2 separate regions of the Homo sapiens genome follow, and region 2 is linked to region 1. Evidence: chromatin loops called from intact Hi-C (ENCODE). Cell type or tissue: PC-3. All regions are shown on one strand. Links, peaks and the distances in the headings refer to the core of each region. The heading gives the core; the rest is flanking DNA.

Region 1 (8,348 bases), core at 123-8,122:
ATATGGTTCTTAATTTTTACAAGCTACTTTTATAACTTACCATCTTTTTCCTCTTATCTTGTTCTGTGGGTGGTTCTTCATCTTCTGTTACTTTTGGTTCCTCAAGATGAGACATCAACATACAGCTATAATAATTTTTTAAAAAACATGTTTTAAATAAAAATGTCTATAATACACTTAAAAATAAGTCCTTAAAATCACTAAGAACATGAATAATTCTATGTTCTTAGTTTTTCACACCAAAATGTGAGAAAAAGACTAGATAATTTAAAATTTAACAAAATTTTTGAATTATGAAAAGATATCTCACTATAAAAAGGGCCACACTAAAACATTTTAGAGCATTTTACTTGGGCATTTCAGTTAGTAATTTATTTATACGCCACTTCTGAAACAATGAACCATCAGCTGACAAAGTAATGCATGTATACACTTTATATGTTATTTAAAAATGACATAAACTCTTAAAATACTTATTTTTCCCCATAATTTTCACATCTACAGAATTTTATACATGCAATAATTTAAATATCACAAACATATTAATTATGTAACAATCTACCTTGTGTTCCAAATGACATGACTGTGCTATGAGGAACTTGTCCTGATAGCACTTGTACCTTCTGGGTAGTTATAAATCATTTTATTTTGAATATCTGCACCATGCTCTTTACTATTAGCAGAGGTAACAGAAACAGTTTCCTGTTCAGTCAACAATGGTTCCAGGGAGACCAGAAATCAACACTGTCTAGTGAATCAAACTGATGGAACAATCCCACTGTTTCCTAACTTGTAACAGGAGAATTCAGTAATTTATCAGCATGATCATAGGTTCCTAACCAATAAACAGTGGCAAAGAAAGTTTGGGTTCTCTTGTTTTGTAGCAAGTACAGGTGAAGGACAATTCCTGACTCAGCTGTGTAAACAGCTTTTAATACAGAACTAACACAGGTGCGGATACCAGAAAACTTGATCAGGCTCATTCTTGCAGTGGAAACAAGTGTCTTTCGTTTCTATTTCCTACCATTAAAAAAGCAATGTTTGGAGTGACTGCCTCTGATCCAGTCAGTGCCCACTGGTGGGATCAAAGAGTAAGAACCTTAGGCTAGAAATCAGAAGTCCTGAAAAACGGCAGGAACTCAATCCCTAACTCACTGCATGGCCTTGACCTGGGGCTGCAATGCTTTTGTCTGCCATGATATAATACAGTGTAGTACAAGTAGCTGGCCAATGGACTCTGACACAAAGTAAGAAAATTACATTACTCTATCAACCCAAAAGCTATTTAATAAAGTGAAGTGTCTTAAAAAGGTCTACATCCCAGTTTGTATTTTAGAACTGAATAATAATATGGGGTTTCTTTACACTAGCCAATTTATGTCTGTTGCAGACCTGAATTCTAACTGCAATGACTATGGATCTGCATGAAAGCATGCTTTATTCTGCATCAAATTCTTCCACTGCATTCCAAAATCTGTTAACTTACTCATATAGTGAATGCTCTCTGTTCTGCCTCCCTAAATTAAAAGATTTATCATATTAAGACTGGGCATGGTGGCATACACCTGTAATCCCAGCACTTTGGGAGGCTGAGGTGGGTGAATCCCCTGAGGTCAGAAGCTCGAGACCAACCTGGACAACATGGTGAAGCCCCTTGTTTACTAAAAGAAAAAATACAAAAACTAGCCAGGCGTGGTGGCAGGCTCCTGTAATCTCAGCTACTTGGCAGGCTGAGATGGGAGAAATTGCCTGAACCCACGAGGTGGAGGTTGCAGTGAGCCAAGATCGTGCCACTGCACTCCAGACTGGGCAACAGAGCAAGATTCTGTCTCCCCCACCCCCAAAAAAAGAAGATTTATCACATTAATATTAGAGTATACTCTGGAGTTACATATATACAGATTTTACTTCTTTCACTGACCAAAAACTAGACAAATAACAGAATACTGAAAAGCCCAAAGCTAAAACTGTCCTGCAGGAAAATTTCCAACTAAAAGTCAAATCTCATTTTGTTGATAAAGATTAAAGATAGACAATCACGCTTTACATAAAAGATACGTAAGAATTAACAGATTTCTAATAAACTGAAGTGTGTAGACTGTGCATGCAGTAATAGTTATACTAATAAAACAGTAAACACAACAGTTTAAAATAGGAATGACTAACGTGAATATAAGTGGCCACTCCTCCATTCTAAACTCAAGGCAGAAATCACCGAATAGATCCAGGCACTCCAGCCTGCTAAATAAGAATCTTTCTCAAGAAGAAACTTCAACCAGCTAAACAGAACCAACAGGTGTTAGCATGAAAAAATGAAACCTTTTAAGTCATTTCTGGGTTTAAAGGTACTTGTAGTAATACTTTCATTTAATCTATATAAACTCTGCCCTAAGTAATTCAGCCATTTTACAGATGAGAAAAGGCTGAATTTACAAACATTCATTGAGCGCTGATAAACAGTATTTTTCCTCAAAATTTTTGTTGTCTAAATGAACTTTTCTCTACTTCAGGGTATCAAATTTGGATGCTTTAAAATTGCCCTTATTCTAGCACCTGAACAGAATAAGTGCAATTGTCTAAAAAAAGCTTAGTTCCACTCTACCTGGAGCCCATCTGTGTGCACAGGAGGGATAGTTGGGGCAAAGGCCAAGTATTCCAGTCATTTTCTTAATGTCCAATATCAGCGATTCTCAAACTTGAGTTTTCAGCTCAACCACTTGAAGGGCTTTGTTAAAGCACAGTTGGGCCCCACTCCCATAGTGTCTAATTCAGTAGAGTTTGATGGAGCCTGAGAATCTGCATGTCTCACAAGTTCCTCTGTGATGGTTTCTCATCATTTCCTCCGTCATGTTGATGCTAATGTTGTTGAGGAAGTTGTGGGGGACACACACTTTGTTAACCCCCATTCTATGTTAGGGCAAACCACCAAAACGCTTCCTACTTATATTTTTTTACCTCTGGCCTCCAATAAATTGTTTAATAATGATTTTTTTTATGGCTATGTAACTGACTTTCAGCTAGGCTGATATAAGAAATGATTTATGGGCCAGGTGCGGTGGGTCACACCTGTAATCCCAGCACTTTGGGAGTCTGTGGCAAGCAGATCACTTGAGGTCAGGAGTTCAAGACCAGCCTGGCCAACATAGTGAAACCCCATTTCTACTAAAAATACAATAATTAGCCAGGCGTGGTGGCACGTGCCTGTAATCCCAGCTACTCGGGAGGCTGAGATGAGAGAACTGCTTGAACCTGGTAGGCAGAGGTTGCAATGAGCCGAGATCACACCACTGCACTCCAGGCTGGGCAACAGGGCAAGACTCCATAAAAAAAAAAAAGAAAGAAAAGAAAGAAAAGAAAGAAAAGAAAGAAAGAAAGAAAGAAAGAAAGAAAGAAAGAGAGAGAGAGAGAGAGAGAGAGAGAGAGAGAGAGAGAGAGAGAGAGAGAGAGAGAGAGAGAGAAAGAAAGAAAGAAAGAAAGAAAGAAAGAAAGAAAGAAAGCAAGCAAGCAAGCAAACAATTTATGGGTCGTTTCACATAAGACAAAACTGACATTGTTCAGTTGGTCTCTGTAGTGGACCTATATAATCAGCCTCTTTCCTAATTGAACCCTGAATCTGTACAGTTATCCTCTTTTCCCATGCTACCACTGTTTCAGAAAAAGCTGATCCCAGCCCCCCAGTGCCAGTAGTTCAATAAGCAATCATGGAGATCCCATTCCCCTGGTCAATGATTACTTTCAGCAGGAGAATGTTTAAGGAATTCTGGCCAATTAGACATAAGAAGACATCTAATGCAATGATTTCCAGAAAAGGATTGCCTTGATCTTAAAAAAGACATAAGGAAGAAGATTACTTATCTGTCAGTGGCATTGTCATGAACTGTAATGCCTAGAACTACTTTTTATCGATGAGGAATGGTAGCCTGCAGATGAGGTTAATATGCTGAGGGGATGGAGTAGAAAAAAACTCAGGCTTTGATGATGTTGCTAAGGCCACAGTCAGCTAATCCTGGAGTCACTTACCTACAGTCATTAGTGTATCAGAAACAACTAATTCTTTATTGTTAAAACGGACAGTCCTTGTATAGTCACTTATATAAATATTAATAAAAAATGCACTTCTGGGCTCAGGGCATGACAACTCAGTGAGAAGAAATATTATGAGTCTCCCTCTCCTGTGTTAAATTACATTTAGCCTAAAGTTTCTTCCTCACACATTTTAAGTTCAGCCTGAAGGTCTCTTCGTACACAGTAAAGTGTAACCTAACTGGAAGTGTAGAGATTGTAATCTTTTCTTGTACTAATCAGAGTTTTAGCCAATCATAGGTGGCCAACTGTTGAACATGTGTCCAAATAAGGCAAATGCTGAGCTGTAACCAATCCAGCTGTTTCAGTACCCTATTTCCCTTTTCTGTACCTCACTTTCCCGTTTCTGCTCATAAATATTATCTGACCAGGTACAGCCCTGAAGACACTGTGAACCAATTCTGGTTCTGGGGGCTGCCCAATTTGTGAACAATTCTTTGCTTAATCAAACTCTGTTAAATTGAATTTGTCTTAAGTTTAACACCTGATAAACCTACTTTCTTCTACTTGAAAATAAGACCCATGTAATTCCTAATGTTTCTTTTTTTTATCCTGGTAATTAGAAAGCATATAGCTAAGTTTTATATCCTGATGCCACAGGTTTCCCAAATCAAGGTTTCTTATTTAAATCCCTTCAATCCTATGTTAATAGTTTTCTGTTATAATGAGCATGTGCTTTCTTTTGCACTGTCTCAAATCCTCTTACCGTCACTAGACTGAATATAAGCAACTAAATATTGTATATTAGCAGTAAAGACAAAGTGCCATGAAGAAACAGGGAAAGATGGAATGAATTCTTCCTATAAGCCTGGAATGCAATTTTAGAGGTAGATATTTGCGAAGGAGGATAAGGGCTTGACACACCAAGGAGCAGAAATATTATTAGTCAAGCCATAAGTGTATGGCATGTTTGCAGAATGATGAAGAATCCAGGGAGACAAGAGAGAAAGCTGGTGTCTGAGTCAGCACAGAATAGAGCCCCATTAACTTGATCCTGTAAGAAACTCAGCTTTTAATTTTAAGTGGGGCAGAATGGATCAGAGGGGGAAAACTGAAGAGAGAGAGACTTCCTAAGGAGGTCACTAGGATCTACACAAGTTAAGATAATATACAGATGTCAGAATCCAGGAACCAACATTTCTTCTAGTATTCTCTATTCTATTCTGAAGAGCCGTTCAGTGGGTCAATGTATTGAGTGAAGGAGAAAAAAGTCCTTATAAAAGCCAAATTTTAACTTTTAGAATCCCAGGCTGTTCTACTGGTCTGAGACCACTCACCAACATCTACCCCGCCAGTCTTCCTCCACAATGGACCAAAGTGACCTTTCTAAGTATAAATCTGATTATGTCCCTCCAGTGTGGAAATCACCAGTGGACCTCCACTGACTACAGAATAGTTTCAAATAAGACTATTTCCTTTATACTTGGTATGTTTTGTACTTTCTAGCTATAAAAACAATTTATGAGTCATTTTCTAGTCAAATTTTAGTGCCTCTAGGCTTCTTAAAATGCTGGCTAAATTCTTTTTTTTTTTTTTTGAGACAGGGCCTTGGTCTGTCACCCAAGCTGGAGTGTAGTGGTGCAATCACAGCTCACTGCAGCCTCGATGTCTCAGGCTCAAGCAATCTTCCCACCTCAGCCTCCCAAGCAGCTGCTAAGCAGGGACTAAAGGCATGTGCCTGGCTGATTTTCAATTTTTTTTTTTTTTTTAATAGAGACAGGGTCTCACTATGTTGCCAGGGCTGGTCTCCAACTCCTGGGCTCAAGCGATTCTACCGTCTCGGCCTCCTAAAGTGCTAGGATTACAGGCATGAGCCACCGCGCCGGGCCACTAAATTCTTTCTTCCTTTTTACTTCCCAAACCTTGGTAAGGGATTGTCAATTTCATTTCCCAATATTCCTTTCAACAAAAATATTATTGAAGGAAATAAAAGAGAAATACTCTAACCAGACAAGCAGAAAGCAAAGAAGGCAAATCTCTAGCCCCATCAATGTATTTTCTTGGCTTAATAAAAACTCTAGCTAAAAAAATAATAAAAACAAAAACCAACCAAACCACAAACCCACCAACAAAACCCCAACAAATAAACACATTCTTCAACTCTCAAAATGGAATTCTTCTTTCTTCCAAAAGAATTCATTTTCTGTACAACTCTGAAGAAATACTAGTATCAACGTTAATAGGCAACTGTTGACTATCCATTTATCTTGGAAGATAAAACTTTTCTAACTTTAAAAAAAGAGGGATCATTAGAAGGGAAAATAAAAGCCCATTTCCATTTTTTTCCACACAGAATGTTGTTTAAATTTTAAAATGCCTGTTCAATATGTTATGAGGACAAATCAAGGTATAAAAATAAGCATAGGCTACAGGTATAAGCACAACTATTTTTAAAAATTATATATGCATGTGTATGTCATATGTCACCCAAACTGTAAACACCTTTCAATCCTCTTTAGCCATACCTACCTGTCCCCATTTCCTGCTAATCCTTCCTCCAAAATATATCTCAAATTCATCTCATCACCACTCACCAAGATAAGACTACTTTAACAGCTACCTAAATGGTTTTCCCACTTCCACAGCAGTAGGTTCTCATTTACAGTGTATATGAAACATCACAGTTCCTGTTTGCAATGCAGATTCTACTGTGTGACCCCCAAAGATTCTGAATAATGAGTCTGCACTGAGGAAGGAGAATCTGCATTTCTAACATGCATTCCAGGTTGTTCCACTGGTCTGAGACCACGCACCAGCATCTACCCCTTCTGTCGTCCTCCACAATGCATCAAAGTGACCTTTCTAAGTATAAATCTGATCATGTCCCTCCGGTGTGGAAATCACCAGGAGACCTCCATTGACTACAGAATACAGACCACAATTCTTTGTATTTCACAAAGGTTACTTAACTAGTTGGCTCCAATCCACTACATATCCTTAAGAATGATTCTCAGTTTCCCTGGACTCCTTTCTCTCTTGCACCTGGTATTGCTCCATTGGTCCCTGTCTCCCCTTCTAGGTTGTGGGCTCTCTCAGGTGAGAGACTCAGTTGCTTCCTCACACTACACAGTGCCTGGTGTAAACAGTTTGAATAAAAAGATGATCTGTCAACAAGGCTTTCTTAGTGTGATGGCTAATTTTGTGTCAACTTGACTGAGATACTGAGTGCCCAGCAATCTGGTTAAACATTACTCTGGGTGTATCAGCGAGCCTGTTTCTGCATGAGATTAGCATTTGAATCTATAAACTGGGTAAAGCAGTTTGCCCTCCCCATGTGGGTAGACCTCAGTCAATCCACTGAAAGCCTGAATAAAACTGACTGGATGAGGAAGAATTCATCCTCTGGCTGCTTCAAGCTGGGACACTGTACTTCTTCCGTCTTCAGAGCCAACCAGTTAAGTAACCTTTGTGAAATACAAAGAACTGTGGACTGTATTCTGTACTCAATGGAGGTCCACTGGTGATTTCCACACTGGAGGGACATGATCAGATTTATACCTCAGACTTACATCATGGGCTCTCATGGGTCCTAAGCTTGCTGATGGTAGATTTTGAACTCCTCAGCCTCCATAATCATGTGAGCCAATTCCTTACAATCAATTTCTTTATATATACATATTTTTGTCTCCTGTTGGTTCTGTTTCTCTGGAGAACCCTAGTACACTACTGATGTAGGTGAAGGAAATAGAGTTTTCTTCCTTTTTTCCAATTCACTCAGTTAAGAGACTATAATAAGAATTCAACAGAACCAGAAAGATTAACTTTTTTGAATAAACTGTTTAAATAAACAGGAAGGGGAAGTTGAAAGCCAAGTTAGCTACATAAGTATGTATTTTATGTTTCTCACACAGGCATTTCTGAAAGTTTATTTATGCCTTATAGTCTCATGGACTGTAACTTATAGAACTCTATTTAATTCATAGAATTATAATGTAGGAAGATTTAATAGAGATCTAGTCTAACCACTCTTTGAAACAGAGACACAGAAAAGTGTATCTCTTGGTAATTTATTTCTCAACTGTGTTTCTATATGCAAAGTACCACCCCAGAATAAAAAGAAATCACCAAACAATTCTGGGGATAAAAGAAACCAGTGGTCAGATATGTTCCAGCTACTCATCAATACTAATGCTCAAGTCTAGGCCTTTTAGCTGGGATCCTAAAACTGGTTTGTTTTCCTTACTTCCAACATATTCCCTCTTCCAAAACAAAACTTTTTCTTCATGGCTGAGCTTGGCACATGGAGACCTTGACTCATCTTGACT
Region 2 (8,348 bases), core at 223-8,222, 120 kb after region 1:
ATCTGACTAGATATTTAAATGATATTAAGAAGCTATCAGTATTTTTTAAATATAAAATTGTGTTAAGATCCTATTTAAAAAAAATAAAACAGGCCAGGTGTGGTGGCTCACGCCTGTAATCCCAGCACTTTGGGAGGTGGCAGTGGGTGGATCACTTGAGCCCAGAAGTTCGAGACCAGCCTGGGCAACATGGCAAAACCCTATCTCTACCAAAAATACAAAAATTTAGCTGGGCGTGGTGGCATGTGCCTCTGGTCCCAGCTACTTAGGAGGCTGAGGTGGAAGGATCACTTGAGCCCACAAGGCAGAGGCTGCAGTGAGTCAAGATCACACCACTGCACTCCAGCGTGGGTGACAGAGTCAGACCCCATCTCAGAAAATACACACACACAAAACAAAACAACCCTACCACTTAAAGACACGCACTCAAATATTTACAGGTAATACTAGATAATATCTGGGATTCGATTTAAAATAACCAGCAAGGGTGGGAGGGGAAAGCAGCACACAGACAAAGTAAGACTGACTGTGGCCATATGTTGATAATTGTTGCTGAGTGATGATGTCATGAAGACTCAAAGTTACTCAATTCTATTTATAGTAACTTTATTCTATTTTGAAATGTTCTAATTTAAAAAGCTTTAATAAAGTCTTAGAGATCATAAATATGAATTTCATAAATGAAATTGCTTCCAACATGTTAAGTAGAATAAATTACAGATACCATCTATCCATGTCATTACCTTAAGAAAGAGTTGAAAGAACTGAAAAATCTCACAGCTAAATAAATGTGTTTTCTAAAACAGATCATCTAAATAATGCTTTTTAAATTTTACTTATGTAACTGATATAGTGAGTAGGGACTGTGAGGCAGCAGAGCCGCAGGCAAGTGTCAGTGATATATACTGTATAGTCCTCTTTGACTAAGCACATCATCCTGTTTTACTTTGCTTTGTGTTTTTTTAAACAGAGAATCTTAGTCAATTTTATAATGTATCTTGGAAGATTAGGTGAACTTCTGTTGTTGAGGCTACTTGGAACAAGAGAAACGAAGACAACTGAAACTAAAGGTAATTACTACCTAAAACACAAAGATAAAAAACAGCTCATTTCTGCTCCTTTACTCCCCTCCCAGGGAATAAGCAACCCCTACCCTATTATTGAATCTTTAATTAAAAAGGGAAATAGATTACAGATTTAGTTGTTCCCACCTGTCTTCAAGTACCTATTTTAGTGCAAGCAGTCCCCAAGCTAGGTCTTTCTAACTGCTGTAACCCAATTATTTGCACTTCTCCCAATCCTTCAAGACCAAAATATCATTAAAAGTTAATGTTTTATAAAATGTAATTATACACACTGCCTACCACAGCGCACCCCCTATAATTCCACTCAAAAGATGCTTAGTATGGACGAAGATAGTCTGATGGTCATTCTGAATATACTGACTTCCTGTCTGCTACATTTGATCTACTTCTAGCTGAACTGCACTGCTATCTTCTTTATCTCCACTTTCTCCAGTGGGTCAAAGAATAATGAGCTTTAGAGGAATCAAATACTCTAATATTTATTAGAATTTATTTTTCATGTACCAAGGTGACTTACACTATGACACATGGTATGTAAATTTAATTATTATATGCATTCTAAAGTACATATAAAAGCAATTTTTAGCTTTCCTATAAGGAGTCAGAACATAGGTTTCCTTACACTAAAGTGAAAATGTATGGTTATAAAAATATCATTTTCCTTTGTAAATCTGAATATGTGTATTATATTTGAGAAAACAAGTTTTTAAAAAACTTACCACTTTAGTAAAAAGAATGATGGTCTTTTCCAGTCTATCTCTACACACATTATCTGTACCTATACTTCTACCTGTTAAAAATACATTTCAAATATTAGAAGTTAATAAGTTCACAACCAAGACAACATCAAAATTTTTACAAAAATAATATTGCTGGTTTTATTTTTGCATATTTTGCATTATGAATTCATTATTTAAAAAGCAATACCAAGATTTACACTGAGTAACAGACACAGTAGCCCTCTGTGCCATATTATATAAAATTAACCCTAATATATGAACTGAACTCACTTTTATAGTAAAAGAATAGTCGTTTTAGCAATGAATCATGGATAACATTTAAAAACTAAATGTCACAGTTGAAGTATTTTTCAAGCAACATACATGTGTAAAATAAAGTAGTCAAGGAGTAACACACTCATTATCATTTTTCCTATATCTTCTGACAAATTTATTCTGATAATTTCCCTGGCGATTTTTTTTTGTACATTCAGAACAATGTCCACCAGCTCATCAGCTAATCTGCTCTCTAATAATACTCTTCATATTCTGTTTGTTAATTTGTCTTATTCTCTCCTGGAAGGGCTTTTATTCTTCCTTCTGCTACGCCCACAAGGATGGCCAGAGAAAAATGACTATTTTTAGAAAACATAGTAACTACACAATATGAACATTCTTATTCATCTTTCCATGCATAGTACCCAGGACAGTGTCTGCCCACAGGCTCAACAATGTTTTACTAAATTGAAACTGACTAACATAAAACAATCAGTAGCTCCTTAAAAGTGAGTAGACTAAGATATCTTCTCAGGAGAGCAAATCCCCAAACACACAAACACACACTTGTGTGTGCACACATGTGTATGTCCAAATAAAGGTGCTTACAATCACATGGAAGAAGAAGATAACAAACAGACCACCAGTAAAATACAACACAAATATAAATGCTATAGTCTCTCACATGGGGTAGTGAATAACAAAGGATGCTAAAGATAAGCCAGTGGAGGTTAATGAACAAGGGATTTACAAAATCAAACTGCCAGTTACAGAAAGTTATATCACAGTGATATGCAACAAATACTAAAAGCGAAAAGAGTCTACAAGAAGTCTAAACAGGATTTGGCATATAGTCTATAGACAATATTTGTTAAACATATGACTGTTGTGGACATCTGCCTGGAAAGGGGTAGCTGCAGTAGAAATACAGAAAGAGGAATGAACACAAAATAGAATTTTTTTTTCTTGAGATGGGGTTTGTTCTGTCACCCAGGTTGAAGTGTAGTGATGAGATCACTGCTCACTGCAGCCTCAACCTCTCAGGCTCAATCAATCCGTCCTGAGTAACTGGGACTACAGGCACACACCATCATGCCTGGCTAACTTTTTAATATTTTTTGTAGAGACAGGGTTTCGTCATGTTGCCCAGGCTGGTCTCCAACTCCTGGGCTCAAGCGACTCACTCGCCTCGGCCTCCCAAAGTGCTGGGGTTACAGGCGTTGAGTCACCACGCCTGGCCTCAGGGAAATCTTTTTTTTTAAATCTATTTTGGCCAGACAAGGTGGCTCATATCTGCAATTCCAACACTTTGGGAGACAAAGGTGGGCGGATCGCTTTAGCCCAGGAGTTTGAGACCAGCCTGGCAACAAGGCAAATTCCTCTACACTCATTACCAGTACAGTAGTCCCCTCTTAGTTTTGCTTTCCTCAGTATCAGGTGCCTGCAGTCAATCACAATCCAAAAATATTAAATATAAAATTCCAGAAATAAACAATTCTTAAGTTTTCAATTGTGCACCATTCTGAGTATGGAGATAAATCTCAAGCTGACCCACTCCGTCCTGCCCCAGACGAGAATCCTCCCTTTGTCCAGCAAATACCAGCTATATACACTACCTGCCTGTTAATCACTTAGTAGCCATTTTGGATACTAGCTCAAAAAAGCATAGTACACAAAGGGTTTGGTACTATCTGTGGTTTCAGGCATCCGCTGTAGGTCTTGGTTCGTAGTCCAAGGAGGGACTTCTGTATATGAGGCAAAAGCTAAGCTTCTAACTTCAGAAAGTTGATACAAAATACTCATTTTAGCTACATATAGGATCTCTGCAGCTATCAAGTGCTCACTCAGGGAGCAATTGGACAAGACACTTTCTCTAGATTTATAAGTGTGCAACAGAAGCTATTAATGAATAAGCATCTATTAATCCCTCATTAATCCTAGCTATTAATGAATGAATAAGCTACTAATGAATAAAAATTCTACAGTAAAAAGGACTGCAACGAAAGTACTTACTGCATTCCAGAAACTGTTTTAGACGTTCAAATATTCCATGTAAAAAACCCTAGAAAAGAATATTATTTTAAATATCTCAATTTATTGTTATAAACATTTACCTTGTATCTTTTTCAGGGATACCAAAACAAATCTATCACATCACTTAAAAAAATTAGCCGAAGAAAAATAAGTTAAAATTAGTTAAGCAAAAAACAGTTCACTATTATAAACAAGTCGTCCACAGGAAAATAACTATAGTATTTCATCCCTTCAATATCTCATTTAGTTACATAAATCACTTTGCAATGAATAAAAAATTACTTTTTAAGCATCCTGTTTCACTAAACACTCTCTATTCTCCTTACTGCTTTAATTTTTCTTCACAGGCTTTAAATCCCTTGAAATACTGCACTTGTCCATTTATTATGTGGCTCCTCCCATTAGAATATAAGCTCCTTGAGAGCCAGAACTTTGCTCTGTTTACTGCTTTATCCAGAATCCTGAAACATCGTTTGGCAATAATAAGTATTCAAAAAATGAACACATGGTACCAATTATTTACACCACAGTTCTTAACTTCAAGTATATGACACATTGGTCCTCAGATACTAGTATTAGATAGGCATCAACATATACCAGCTAGGTCTAATGGACCCTTTTTTTGAAAACATATTCTAAGATATGTTTTGAATAATTAACAGGAATAAATATAAAGAAATAGTGAAAAAAACTTAAAAATTTTAATAAGAATTTAAGCATAGAAGACATCTTTGTATCAATAAATGTTGGTGTATAAACATCATAAAAGATGTCACACACTCAATTAGCAAATGAGGTAGTCTCATTTGTCATGAAATACTGGATGATGATGGCTTTCCTGGAAAATAATTAACTCTAGAATGCCACAATTCCTCTCTATCAAATATATTGTTCATTGATCAATTCTTGAGTTTGAGAAAATTCAACTAGGATACCATTATCTGAAGACTTAGTGTCTGAGATTTTCCTTAGACAATTTCATTGTTAACATTAGAGTCAAGAGTACTGCTCTCAGACTCTCAATATCCATCCACTGACTCATCAAAAAACTAGTAAACCTCTTCCTCTGTCAATTTCCTTCCTTCTCTCTGTCATTTCAAGCAGAAAATGTAAAATTCTGAATTCTCAACTGTTAAATAAAAGCTAAAAGCAGAGTAAAATCAATGTTTCCAGTCTTCCTTTATACCTTCTGGAAACGTGATGAAATACAATTAACACAATTTAATTGGGTTAAATTAATTGGCAACACAATTTAAAAAAAGAAGAAAACTTCAGGATGACAACTTCACTACTGCATCATCTTCCATTTTCATACTATTTCTGTCTTTTTAAAGCATAGTTGACAATAATTGATAATGAAAAGTAACAACAGAACAATGAAACAGCAAAAGGTTTCAATTATAAAAGAATTAGGTCACCAAGATCCCATAAGTCTGTTAACTTTATAAAAGGGTCCAATAGTCCTATTCTCCAAAGAAAGTAGAAAATTATAAAGGCCATCGATTTTAAAAGCCATCATTATCACTGTGCCTGCCTTCAGGGCCCAGAATCTCACCACTGTCATATATCTTTTCTTTAGCATCTTTTAAGCTCTCTGTTATTTTTAAGATTTTTAAGCCAAGTGTGGTGGCTCACGCCTGTAATCCCAGAACTTTGGGAGGCCGAGGCGGGTGGATCAACTGAGGTCAGGAGTTCGAGACCAGCCTGGCCAACATTGTGAAACCCCGTCTCTACCAAAAATACAAAAACTTAGCTGGGCATGGTGGCAGGCACCTGTAACCCCAGCTACTCAAGAGGCTGAGGCAGGAGAATCGCTTGACCTTGGGAGGCAGAGGTTGCAGTGAGCCGAGATCACGCCATTGCACTCCAGCCTGCGCGACAGAGTGAGACTGTCTCAAAAAAAAAAAAAAAAAAGATTTTTATATTATTTGAAATGTTGTCTTTAATTTGTTAACATTTTATCCTCTAATTGACTGATGTACTTAATTGCTACAATAAGGCATTTATAACTGAGTAAAGGTTGACATGTGATTTATGCAACCAGAAAACTCTCAAGGGAAAGCCAAAGCTCACAAAATATCGATGACAGCCAGTGCAAACTACTATTTCACCTTATAGGAATATAAATCAAATCAATTCATTTTCACTTAAAAAAAGATAAACATAATATTCTGGTTAATATAATGAGAGTAATATTGCATATAATTCCTGAGACTTTGACATATTGCTTCTACCATAAAGGATTTATTCATTAAACAAACAACTATTGAGCATTTACTATACAGAAAAGACTGTTCCAAGCTCCGAGTCACAGCGAATAAAACAAAGCCCCTCCCTTCATGGAATTTATACATTCTAGTTAGGGAATTGAAAAGGAGTTGTCAAGTTGGTTTCTCGAAAATCTTTTTTGGCAGCATGGCAATCGAAATGTATCTGGATTTAAATCGAGGCTTGACATTATCTTTCAGCAATTTGGTAATATGTATCAATACTGTGGAGGGGCATATGCTTAACCCAACATTTTCAATTCTAGGAATTTATCCTAAAGAGATTAGAAAACCACATAACAGTTACCCAAATGATCAGTCCATATCTTTTATCAAAAATGAAAAACTGAGAACCTGTATGTCCGTCAACAGACAATTGTGTAAGTACATTATAAGAATCCTATATTAATATCTCTTTTTTAAAAAATTAGTCTACTGACACTAATCATATGAATGTACCATACAATCATTTTAAAAATAACATGTAACAATATAACTGACAATGGAAAAATATATGTAATATGCTGAGTTTGTTTTTAAAAAGTAAGGAAACGACATGTAAATATGATCCCATTTGTATCAAATTGAGTGAGAAGGTCTATCCAGAATAATATGCATAAAATGTCTTCAAGGATATTTATAAACTTTAGCAGTATCTCTGAAGAGTAAGATTATGAATGATTTTTTAGTTTCTTTTCCTGAAATTTTTAACTTAAAAAAAAGCATGTCAATTTTCATAAAATGAAATAACCATCACATTATGATGATGTATATTATGGGTTTTAAACTCATTTAACAATAGAACAATTACTTCAATCAAACCTCAATATACAAAAAATACTATTTTTTTTAATGGCTCTGGTCAAATCTAGTAGGGGAGACCCAAAGACCCAATTAGATTTGTTTTTTCCTCAACTCCTGAGCAACCCCCAAAGCGACTTACAAAAAGCAATGTTTTACCTGAGCTAAACTTACTGTGAATTCTAACACAAATCTAAGTATAATAAAATGCCATTTCATTTATTTTAAAAAAAAAAAAAAGAAATGCAACTAGGCCAAGCACGGCCAAGCCTGTAATCCCAGCACTTTCGGAAGCCAAAAAGGGCAGATCACTTGAGGCCAGGAGTTCAAGACCAGCCTGGCAGAAATGGTAAAACTTCGTCTCTACTAAAAATACAAAAATTAGCTGGGCATGGTGGTGCATGCCTGTAATCCCAGTGACTTGGGAGGCTGAGGCAGGAGAACTGCTTGAACCCAGGAGGCAGAGGTTGCAGAGACCCAAGACTGCACCACTGCACTCCAGCCTGGGTGACAGAGCGAGACTCTGTCTCAAAAAAAAAAAAAAAAAAAAAAAAAAAAAGAAGATGGCTATCTACAGACAATGAATATATATCACAACTTATGATCGATTTATTGACAAGGTTTTTCTCTTATATATTTATTTTTTTAATTGATTGTGAACAGCATGTATTAATGTAATGATCAGACAGAAAAAAACAAATTTATTTTAAATACATAAAAACAAAGGAAAATATTAAGTATATAAAAAACTATTTACAATGTACCTGGTAATGTTATAATAGCATTCAAATTCACAGGAGTTCATTTTAATTTAAATTCAAATTAACACTCTCAATGTACCATGGCATCCTTGAGAAATATCCTAGGCCTATTTCCTCTCCTTCACACAACAGCCACTTTGATGTAGTGAAAACAGACCAGAAGTCTAAAAGTCAGAATGGTAAAAAACTAGATGGTCACTTAATAAAAACTCTTCTAATTGAATGCCAAATAAAAAGAGCACTCTTTCAAACATTCAGGAAAATACCACTTTCCCAAAGTCACAGCAAATTTCTTCGATCACTTACCATCACCTCCATATTCTTATGAGGTTCCACAAATCCATTAACAGTTAACTTACGCAGCACTGAAAAGCAAAAGCAAGCTTTACTTGAATCTTATTTTAT

What was found. Peaks named below come from ENCODE experiments on the same cell type or tissue, not always from the same donor. Only the 100,000 strongest peaks of a DNase experiment are listed, where the experiment ranks them.
Region 2: it touches region 1 in a loop (2.7-fold over the local background); 3 of 110 quality-filtered maps call a loop at or near these places.

The regions. Positions count from the first base shown.
Region 1 is chr5:62,593,541-62,601,888 of GRCh38, reverse strand. It overlaps IPO11 (importin 11), which reads right to left. Exons shown (of 30, transcript NM_016338.5): 29 at 41-125. It overlaps IPO11-LRRC70 (IPO11-LRRC70 readthrough), which reads right to left. Exons shown (of 4, transcript NR_073584.1): 3 at 41-125. Among named protein-coding and RNA genes, the nearest start is that of LRRC70, 19 kb to the right of the region's middle. In PC-3, for the core only: no CTCF peak of the experiment used is centred there; no DNase peak of the experiment used is centred there; H3K27ac peaks cover 836 bases.
Region 2 is chr5:62,470,210-62,478,557 of GRCh38, reverse strand. IPO11 (importin 11) reads right to left here. Exons shown (of 30, transcript NM_016338.5): 7 at 8,250-8,308; 8 at 4,094-4,142; 9 at 1,805-1,875. Among named protein-coding and RNA genes, the nearest start is that of IPO11, 62 kb to the right of the region's middle. In PC-3, for the core only: no CTCF peak of the experiment used is centred there; a DNase peak (open chromatin) is centred at 3,277; H3K27ac peaks cover 541 bases.